Linked DNA regions of Homo sapiens: region 1 is linked to region 2. Evidence: chromatin loops called from intact Hi-C (ENCODE). Cell type or tissue: PC-3. All regions are shown on one strand.

Region 1 (2,500 bases), 64 kb before region 2:
GATATGATTTCAAGGAGAGAAAGAAATGAAGTACCATTTCCAACCGCTGTGAAGAACTCATTTATTTTAAATGAATGTGGTAGATATTGAATTGCTTTTATATTTATGTTTCATTGTGAATTTTTAAAAATGATATAACAGTTATAGTTTAGAATGTCAACATTTAAAATGTGCCAAAAGTTACATGCTTTACAACTGATCTGTCAGTTGAAATGGCTGAAGTTCTTTCAAAATTATTTTACACAAGGTGTCAACAGAAAAACTTGAAGCACACTGCTCTTTACTAGAGTGTTTCATTCATCTTTGCACTTCCCGCACTATAAGGAATACACTTAAAATACGTTTATCAATAAATATGCATACTTTTTTCTTATCATGAAAATATAGTGAGTTATAATGCCATGCTTTTCATTGTACAATGCATTTGTGACTAGAACAACTAACCTTATTTCATAAACTTCACTTACAGAAGGAAAAATTGGATCTAGAATAATGCAACCTAATATTACATGTATCAGATGGAAATGTACTACTAATAAGCAAATAAATATAAGACTTTCAAGCTATGGGTGGAAGATACCAAATGGGTTTCTCTTGTGTTTTAAAAGGATAATAAATTATAAGGAAGTTAAGAAAGGTCCATTGCAACTGGGTCTGTATAATTCTATGTATAATAATTATATTTGTGACATGACTATTAGCAAATAGCTTGCTTTTGTTTTTGTTTTTGATAATGAATAACACTATACATTAACAAAAACATAAGTTGTCAACATTTATGTTGTCATAAAATGTGAGAAAAATCTATAATCTTTTTCCAAAATGAATTGACCTTTGAAACAAGCAATCAGTTAAATAGAGAGTATCTGAAGAGATTTTATTAGATTCCAAAACATTGTTCTTTGAGACAAATTCAGGTCTACCATTAATAATCTGACCCCTCAGTCCAAATTTCAGGAATAGTCCATTAGACCCCCAAACTAATTCTAATAGTCAATGCAGTGTTGATTTCCCTTATGTAGACATTATAAAAAACTTTATTTTTTAAAAAATGACATTATAAAAAACCTTATTGCACTTAAATATTATTATTGTTACATTTGTTGTCCATTTTGTCTCCCAGGCCTTCCTTAAGCTTCCCTGCAAAGTATGTTAGTTATATTTTATGGGATATATCAGTTTTGACAAAATATTTCTTCTTCCCAAATTATGTAGACTCCAGTATGAATATGATGAAGTAAAATTTTTAATCAGGCCATACCACAATTCATTTATACCTATCACGGTTTCAAATCTGCCATTTCTCCTTAATTTTCAGCCAGCTCTTTGTAAACTGCACATCTTCATACTTTTCCAAGGTTATCCAATTTTTTTGTCTATATTACTCCATCAGTCACAATACTTAGGAATGGCCAGATGCCTTTTGACTTGTTGCATTAAGCTATAGGGTCCTGCTAATATAATTAACAATATATTACTGCTATTTCTACTAGTTAATGAAAACAAATGAAATAATATTTGCATTTATTGATTTTTGTTAAAGTGAACACATTTCTATGTAAAGTATTTGAGAAATGCCTAGGAAGGGTGTGGCTTATAAGAAAAGCACAGTCATTTACTGTGATTTTATGGGAAGTTCCTGCTGTGGCTAAATGTACTCGCTCTCTCACATTGCTGTAGATAGCTCACAAAGGAAAACCCAACACAAATATTTGCAGCTTTTAATATGCTGAATCTAAAACATTCCTGCCAAGGAAAAACAGACCCCTCATTTAAAGGAGGGTAAAGCTTGATTCAATAAGCCTGGCAAATGGACCTGCCAACCATTAGTTAACTCAAGCAAGCCTTTTAAACCATTCTTATTTTTTTTAGGCTGTTTTATATGACACCTATCTCCAGATGGGAATTTGAAACTCCTTCCAAATGTTTTGTCTATATGGCATCAAATATCCATTAAACTTTAAATAAAAGAAATTGGGTAACCAACACCTAACCAGCGATTCCCATTGTGAAGAACTACCTCATTGGGCATATCTATATTTTGAAATCAGATGTGGCTATGTTAATCAGACTTTAAGCATGAGAGCCCCTTATCTATAAAGAAAAAATTATGGTCATGCTGCAGTTTTTTATTTTTTGTATCACACAGGGTAAACTTGTTTATCACATTTACTGTATAACTAATAATAAAGTCTAACTTCAAATCATTTGGGATTCTATTGCATGGAGTAATCTTAGTTATTTATTTCTGAAAAAGTTCATTATTCTCTATTTATCCTAAGTTTTTTCCCAAGCCTTTGGATATGCCAATAAATGATCCAGAAAACAATGCCTTGACACATAGGTTTCCAGGATACATAGGTTTCCCTGTCACTTCAAACACTATCACACACACAATTGCAAAATACTTTAGAGTAAATTTTGCCATCCAAGAGTAAGTTTTCTAAATCTTGGGAAACCTTAGAATTTATAACCAGATAATTAAAATATTCCTCAATAA
Region 2 (2,500 bases):
CATTTTCTTTTCAATTTTATTTTTGGTTAAAAAAACTATTTCAAAAATAATGATAATTGCCACTAAACTTTTATTGATTTTCAGACTAGAAACTGGAGCCAATAGGAGTAACAGGTCATGTATTTTTGGGAAAGCTTTAATTGTATTCTCCTGTTTAAGAGTAAACTCACTCTTACTCTTTTGTGTTTTCTTTACTGTAATTTGAATGTCTCTCTTCCTGCCTGTTTAAAAGTAGAGAAGCAAAAATGGAGACCTCAGGAAAAATGGAAGGGAAACCATAATTTTGTCCTCCTTTTACTTACACAAAGCCCTCAGACTCCATATTTGGATAGGATAACCTATGGATGTATTAGATTATTTCTTAATAAGCATTTGCATGAGGAGCATGTAATATGCAAACTTTTCAAGTATTTGGGCACTTTTAATGAATTGGTTTTAAAATTACTATTATTTCCAACAGAATGTAACAGTCAAGGGATTCATGATGATATAAATAAGTGTAAAGTTATTTATGTGTGACACTTTTATACTTATAATTACATAACAACAAAAACACATTCAGAAAATACACATTCACTAAATAAAGTAGATTTAGAAGTTACACTTTTTTTCTGGAAGATATACCATTATCAATCTTTGGAGTCTGTGGCTAAAAACTAAAGGCATCATTACATGAATACGAAGACTGGCATTCCACAAATCCTAATCATTAATGTATAGGATTTTGTGTGTAGGGGAGAATGTTCCATGTTTCCTGAGCTAAACTAGAGTATTGCTTTACATGTGAATTCATAAACAAGTAAATATTGGGGTTTTTTTTTTCCTCACAGGTTAGTTGCAAAGTGTCCCAGTTCATTCATCTTTACCTGATGGGCTGTAATTACTTTTGGATGCTCTGTGAAGGCATTTACCTACACACACTCATTGTGGTGGCCGTGTTTGCAGAGAAGCAACATTTAATGTGGTATTATTTTCTTGGCTGGGGTAAGTGTTATTATACATACTTGTTGATTCAGTGGATTAAAGAAGCCTTTGGAGGATGCCAGGTTCCTTTGTAATATGAATATACCAATGAGTAATCATTTTTAAAGAATATCAGGTGATTAACTTTTGCTTATTCTTGTAAATTGCAACATTTTAAGCAAAGTATCACTGACTCATCCATTGTTTTCAGTAGTCACAAGTCAATATATAATAGTGTCTTTTTTTCTATTGAATATGCCAATGAATAGGGTATCTTGGCTGAATATGTAGTGACTAAAACAATAGAAGTAGAATCATAAATTAAAGATTTAGTCTTTGTACCATTCTGAATATTCATTTTTGCCACGTGTAAAATGAGAGCATTGGGTTCAAACATCTTTGAAGTTCCATTCTAAAAATATTTGTTTAAAATATTGTCATTTTACGGTAAGAGTAGAGGGATTAGTAATTGAATAAAGGCATGCAAAAGATTTATTTTTTCTACACAATATCCTGATGTGGTATTATTCACAAAGCAAACAGTGATATACTTCTGACATATTAAAAATAACTAGAATAATACAAAATATGAAGTGCAGAAATGAATTTAACAGGACTAGTTTCCAGAAACAAAACTGAAGTTGTACTTATCTATTATCATCTATCTACCCTATCATCTATCTATCTATATCTCTATCATCTATCTAAACTATCTATATCTAGAAAGAAATACATATACAGAGGTGTATATATACACACACACGCACACCCACAATTTTAGTGTATTCTGATTAACTTTATAAAGCATTGCTTAATTACATATTTGGAAGAGCTGATTTAGAATGTTCAAAGGCTGCCAAATTTTTGGTACATAAATTAATCACTTTTTTTCTTCTTCTCTTCTTCAAATAATGGCTTACTAGTAGTAATCTCTCTCATAGTGGAAGTTCTTGTGATTCTCAACTTTTTTCCACATCTGATAATGTACCAAATGTTGGCCAATTCCATCTCACAGAAAGTACACGAATGCTGAATTTCTTCTAATCCTTGTGGCTTAGGAAACACATCTTAAGAGTTAAGCTCTGAAGTCCACTGATTCAAAATGACTTATGAATTATAGTAGAAGAAAACATACACACATAAACACACAAACACAAAAATGTAAATACCTAATACTTTATAATGTGTATTGTTGATGATACAAATAATGTTTATTCAACAAATATATAGTGGCTAGTTTTTTTGCTCCTAGAGTATCTTTGAATTTTTGTATTTAATTACATATTTTTGAAATACCATCTGTAGAAAAAATGCCTATTTATTTTCTTTTTTTTTTGTTATTACAGGATTTCCACTGATTCCTGCTTGTATACATGCCATTGCTAGAAGCTTATATTACAATGACAAGTAAGAAAATCTCTTTTTATTATTTCTACTGGAATAATGTAAAATAAAAATTTTCAACATAATGTTATTATGTTTTCTCTAGTTGCTGGATCAGTTCTGATACCCATCTCCTCTACATTATCCATGGCCC

The links. A loop is a pair of places that touch in the nucleus more often than their neighbours do. Peaks named below come from ENCODE experiments on the same cell type or tissue, not always from the same donor. Only the 100,000 strongest peaks of a DNase experiment are listed, where the experiment ranks them.
Region 1: a loop joins it to region 2, with 4 times the contacts of the local background. A loop is called at or near these places in 1 of 110 quality-filtered maps.

Annotation. Positions count from the first base shown.
Region 1 is chr2:187,423,506-187,426,005 of GRCh38, reverse strand. All of the region lies in intron 1 of CALCRL (calcitonin receptor like receptor), which reads left to right. All of the region lies in intron 2 of CALCRL-AS1 (CALCRL and TFPI antisense RNA 1), which reads right to left. Among named protein-coding and RNA genes, the nearest start is that of CALCRL, 23 kb to the left of the region's middle. In PC-3, no CTCF peak of the experiment used is centred here; no DNase peak of the experiment used is centred here; H3K27ac peaks cover 331 bases.
Region 2 is chr2:187,359,082-187,361,581 of GRCh38, reverse strand. CALCRL (calcitonin receptor like receptor) reads left to right here. Exons shown (of 15, transcript NM_005795.6): 10 at 831-984; 11 at 2,310-2,370; 12 at 2,453-2,500. The region is part of intron 2 of CALCRL-AS1 (CALCRL and TFPI antisense RNA 1); the gene reads right to left. Among named protein-coding and RNA genes, the nearest start is that of CALCRL, 88 kb to the left of the region's middle. In PC-3, no CTCF peak of the experiment used is centred here; a DNase peak (open chromatin) is centred at 1,051; H3K27ac peaks cover 391 bases.